2 separate regions of the Mus musculus genome follow, and region 1 is linked to region 2. A link is a loop called in an ENCODE intact Hi-C map of the cell type or tissue named here. Cell type or tissue: heart. All regions are shown on one strand.

Region 1 (2,500 bases), 320 kb before region 2:
AATAATCATATTCACCTGCAAATGGCTAACTGAATTCTAGTCTAGCCATCTTTAGTATTAATATACCATCTGCATGAAAAGAACAAAGCAGCCTGAAGAGTCTCATATGGAACAGTTTTCAAATTATATTGTGATGTGAAGATGTATCATGAAGGCAGAATAGTGCTTCCATTTTTTTTTTTTTTGAGACTCTGTTTCAAAACACAAGCAGTGGTGGACAAATGGCTCAATGATAAAGGTGCTTGCTGCCAAGCTTAATGATCTGAGTTTCATCTCTGAAACTCACATGGTAGAAGGAGAACATTAACTCCTGCAAGTTGTTTTCTTACCTCTACCATCCCCCAAAAATGTCTAAAAACCCAAAACCAAAAAAAAAGCAAAAAAACAAAAACAAAAAAACCAAAACCAAAAAACAAAAACAAAAGCAAAATACAAATTTTAAACAACAAACCCAAGCCCAACAAAAAATGATCTATGTGCTTCCAAAATTCCATGTGCTGATATAAAAGGCAAGGCCTTTTCAAGGTGTTAGGTCATGAGGATAGGGTCTTCCTGAGATTAGGGCTTTGTGAGGATACAGCACAGAAACACCATCTATGGAAGAAAGAATCTAGACATACCACATCTGATGGCACCTTGATTTCAAACTTCCCAGCCTCCAAGTCTATAAATTGGTTACCATTTTTGTGGTTCACAAATTACTCAGTTTTAGGTATGTGTTTTGTTACAGCAACTTGCATGGACCAAGACAACCATAAACATAATCACACCCTTTCCAAACACAGAGAGGGTAAATTCAGCCTAGAGAGAGGATTTAGTGTTTTTTTCATTCAGATCTTGAATACACAGGGTTGTGAAGGTTGAACAATAAGCAGCAGACACTCTCTATGGCCCAATAAGCACTCAGGGAGCAGAATTTCCTCTTGTAATACGTGAGAACTGGCCTCACAGATCCAAGAAACGTACAGACTACACCACGTGGAGCCTGAGGTTTACTACTGCCATTCCCAAAGTCCTTGCTAGATGGCATCCTTTATCCACAAAGGAAACTCCTTAGAGGAATGAGCTTTCTAGCTACCTCTGCCTGTCCCAACCTGGGTTCACTCTGGCAGGGATAGATGCTCAAGCCAACTAGATGAATAGGCTACAATGTTAAGGCCTAGGTAACTGTTACTTGTCCAGCCAGCCATTTTGTGCTGTTACTAATGGTATAAGGAAACTTTCTCATGTGCTGTTACTAGGAAACTTTCTCATGCTCTAGGTGATTAGAGAATCTGTTATGCTCTGTGCTTTGTTGCTCTTGGAAAACAATCACAACAGAAGAAGTCATAAGAAGTCATAGTTATTGTGGCTTTGTATAGTTAGCCACAATAAACTTGGACCCAAACTAACTTCCAGGCAGCACTTCCTGCAACTATATATAAGCTTTTATGGTTTTTGCTTTTATAAACTGTCCCTGGGATGGATCCCAACATAAGAAAAATACCTATAACAATAATAAGCTACTTGTAATAAGACTTACATTTTGAGTAGGAGGCAAGTAAAGTTTAAGTTCCCAAGCCCTCCTTGAGAACTGACATCCTACTTGGCAAAAAGAGATGTGTATGTAGGTAACTAATACCCTGGTTGGTAAGTTAAGACATAGATGTTAGATATGGAAAGTCCCCTGTCACAGTTGAATACCCCAACCAATAAGAACAGGATGAGTGTACAACAAAGACATGTTGCTAAGGAAATCCCCCATCCCTAAATCCTGATTGGTGGGATAACTTGGCACAGATGTTTGTAGATTTTAGGCTTAAAAAAACCCTATAGGATCTTGACTCAACCTCACAGTCAGCTTCTGAGTCTGGTCTGTGGCCCTGATCAATCAGTCCTGAGACAAATGCCCAATTAACTATCCCTATTTGAGTGAGATGGTGTTCATGTGGTTTGTGAGGCAACTTCTGGACATAGATCATAGTCTATTTCTTTTACTGTAAACAAAAAGGTCAGTATGTGTATTGCATTATTTAATATCCCAGGTATTCATAGATTTAATTTAGTATATTTCTAGCTAGCTGAGACTTTAATGAGGGAAGAAATGGGTTCTTTTTCCTAAGAATAATATTCACATATCTATGATGGCTCACTTTATATGAGAAAAAGCTTTTATCTAAGGTTTCTAACATTGTTAGGCTTAGTCTGAAGCAAAAGAATGTTTATGTTATTGTAGTATTAAGGTTGACCTTCTAGCCTGCTTCTCCTTGGATTCAGCTACCTGGTTCTAAGGCTTAGCCTAAGGTTCCATTCAGTTTAGTTTGCTTCCTCTTTTAGAAGCAGTTCTTGGCTAGGCCTTGTAGTACATGTCTGGAATTTCTACACACAGGAGGGAGGGTGAGGCAGGAGGATCACCATGATTTTTAGAGGATAGTCTGGTCTATATAGTGAGTCCTTTTACCGTGTCTGTTTACTTCTACATGCATGTACACACAATAAATGTAAAAACAATCAAGACAGA
Region 2 (2,500 bases):
CTTCCACTCTCCTCTGTTTTCTGTCAGGTCTGGCTGCAGTCCAGTCTCCTGCTATTGCTGACCACCGTTACTGTGGTCTCTCCCACCTGCTGCTATTCTTCTGACCCTTCTCAGAGGGTTAGTGTGTCTTGTTTCTCATATGGTGTGTCTCACTGCCATATGACTGGGTCCCCTGCAGCCCTGCCTACCTGCAAGCACTGCCACACCCACCAGTGTATTTGTGAGTTTCTGTCCTCCAAAAGCTCGATTTAGGACAGTTGTGTTATTGTTTGACAGGTGTACCGCCCCAGTCAAACTCCCCACCTGGCACTGTCCCCGGAGTTTGTGCCAGAAGGGAGAGCCCCTCGGGGCTCCCCCCACCCCCCAGCCTCACCGGGTCGGTGAAAAAAAACGATGAGTGGTGGTATTTCACTGGCGGCCCGTGAGGCCGGCGTACCCCACCCCGACCCCTCGCGGGGAACGGGGTGGGGGGCACCGGGGACCTCCCACTTATTCTCCAGGTATAATATGGACAATTACAAAGATCAAAACAATAACAGGTATGGGGAGGAAATTCACAGACCACACCACATGGTATACCCGGGAGTCATGTCTGGAACAGAGCCCTCCCCACCCCCACCCCCCAAAAAGTCCCCATAAACAGGAGAATGGACCTCAAAGGAAAAGTCAGTTGGCATCATAGCCATGAGTAGATGTAGACAGACAGGACCGTTCTAGAATGCCCTGGCCACAGCATTGTCTCAGCCCCCAAAATCTAGAGCCCTGGCCCCAGAGACCAAGGAGCTCCTGGAGAAATTTTAAAAGAATTAAAAGACATTGAAGCTCCAGGGAGACAGGGCTGGGTTCCAATGGCTTGGAAGCCTGGGCAACATCATCCTCTTTGCCTCAAAATTCCAGAGCCCTGCCTCCAGGGACAGAACAGGAGGGGACAAGGAAAACATGAAGTTCCAGGGCAGAATTTAAGAATTCTGGTTGACGTGATCAAGTGCCGCCACCCCTGTAATTTGTCTCAGCAGGGAGCACAGCAACTAACATTCCCCACATAGATCTCCCAGTATTCACTCTGTTAGTGAATATACCCAAACACGACACCATCTCCAGGACAAAGGAGGCACGTGCTGGCTTGCTGGGACTCCTTAACTCTGGCCAGCTCTAGGTAGGGACTTCCTGTCCTCATAGACTGGGGCAAAGGAAAGTTGGAGAAACGAGTCACCACTAGGTGTCGCCCGACAACGGTCTCGATCAACCAAACAAACCAATACAGATCTCTCATGCCACAATTCACTCACTCATTCCGTCTCTCCCAAGGGTCCTCCCTAGCTCAGGGCGGGGCACTCACGCACACATGACAGAGCAGCGTACCCACCCACCACTTCTCCCGAGTGGCACAAACGGTCCCCATCGTCCCGCCCGAACATAGCGAACACGGGCTGGACTCGGGCACCCAAAAACGAAAGTATGACAGGGAGCTGTGAAAACAGGCGAAATCATTCTCTAAGTCAAAGTACGTGACTAACGTAGGGGAACAGTGTAAGACCCCCAAACTGGGGAGACCTCCGCTAAAGTCCCAGGATGAGCTGGCCGGCACCCCAATAACTCGAGAGAAAACCACACCTGATGCAAAACTGCAAGAGGCTTTATTGTCAGCTAGCTGCTCCGTGCTGGGCAGGGGAGTTCGACCACAAGCGGTAACAGTAGGGAGCTTTTAAAGGAAAACGTGAGGAGTTGGGGGAGTTTGGCTACAGCCCTTCTCTGGCAGGTGTCCTTGGTAAATTACAAGGCATGAGGAGTGGGGAGTGAGTTTGTAGCTCTTCTTTGTGGAGTTTATCTCTGTGTCCTTGGCACAGGGAGCCAGGCTAGGTCTTTTTACAATTATCGCATCTCTGGTTGTAAGGTATAGAAACAAAAAGGCTTTTTTGCTGGCTATAGAGAACAAAGAGCTTCTTTCTGGCTATATTTTTAGAGATCAGGGAAAACAAGCTTGGGGGAACGTTTAGAGGCTTTACCTTTCAGGGAGAAACGCTTTAAGTCGGGGTCTCACAACAGCATCAAAACAGGGTGTGCAAGGAGGGAGGCAAAGATGCCTGTTCCACATTATTTAGGTCTCCTTTTCAAAAACACTTAGCCCCCTAGAGTTTGTTGTTACTTTCTGGGCTTTATTGCCACCACTGATGCCTGGCCCCCCTTTGGAAGATTAAATGCTGAGTTAGAGCAAATTAAAAGAGCAATGAGATGGTTAAAATTCCCATTTGTAATTTATTTGCAGGAGTCTACCTGCATATTACAGAATACCAAAAGAGGGTGCCAGAACCTATTAGAACCCACCACGTGGCTTCTGGGAATCGAACTCAAGATTCTGAAAGAGCAGCAGACGGGTCTCTTGCTGTCTGAGTATCTCCAGTCTCTAAGGCTAGAATCTTTACTGAGAAATTCACGTTTAAAACAGCCCAAATATAATGTAATAAATAGAGAATTGCAGTAAAAGAGTAAATTCTAATAA

Evidence for each region. A loop is a pair of places that touch in the nucleus more often than their neighbours do. Peaks named below come from ENCODE experiments on the same cell type or tissue, not always from the same donor. Only the 100,000 strongest peaks of a DNase experiment are listed, where the experiment ranks them.
Region 1: a loop joins it to region 2, with 2.9 times the contacts of the local background. A loop is called at or near these places in 3 of 42 quality-filtered maps.

Annotation. Positions count from the first base shown.
Region 1 is chr19:60,882,312-60,884,811 of GRCm38, forward strand. No RefSeq gene overlaps it. Among named protein-coding and RNA genes, the nearest start is that of Grk5, 6.2 kb to the right of the region's middle. In heart, a CTCF peak has its summit at 1,020; no DNase peak of the experiment used is centred here.
Region 2 is chr19:61,198,342-61,200,841 of GRCm38, forward strand. No RefSeq gene overlaps it. Among named protein-coding and RNA genes, the nearest start is that of Gm7102, 23 kb to the left of the region's middle. In heart, no CTCF peak of the experiment used is centred here; a DNase peak (open chromatin) is centred at 1,230; H3K4me3 peaks cover 742 bases; H3K27ac peaks cover 429 bases.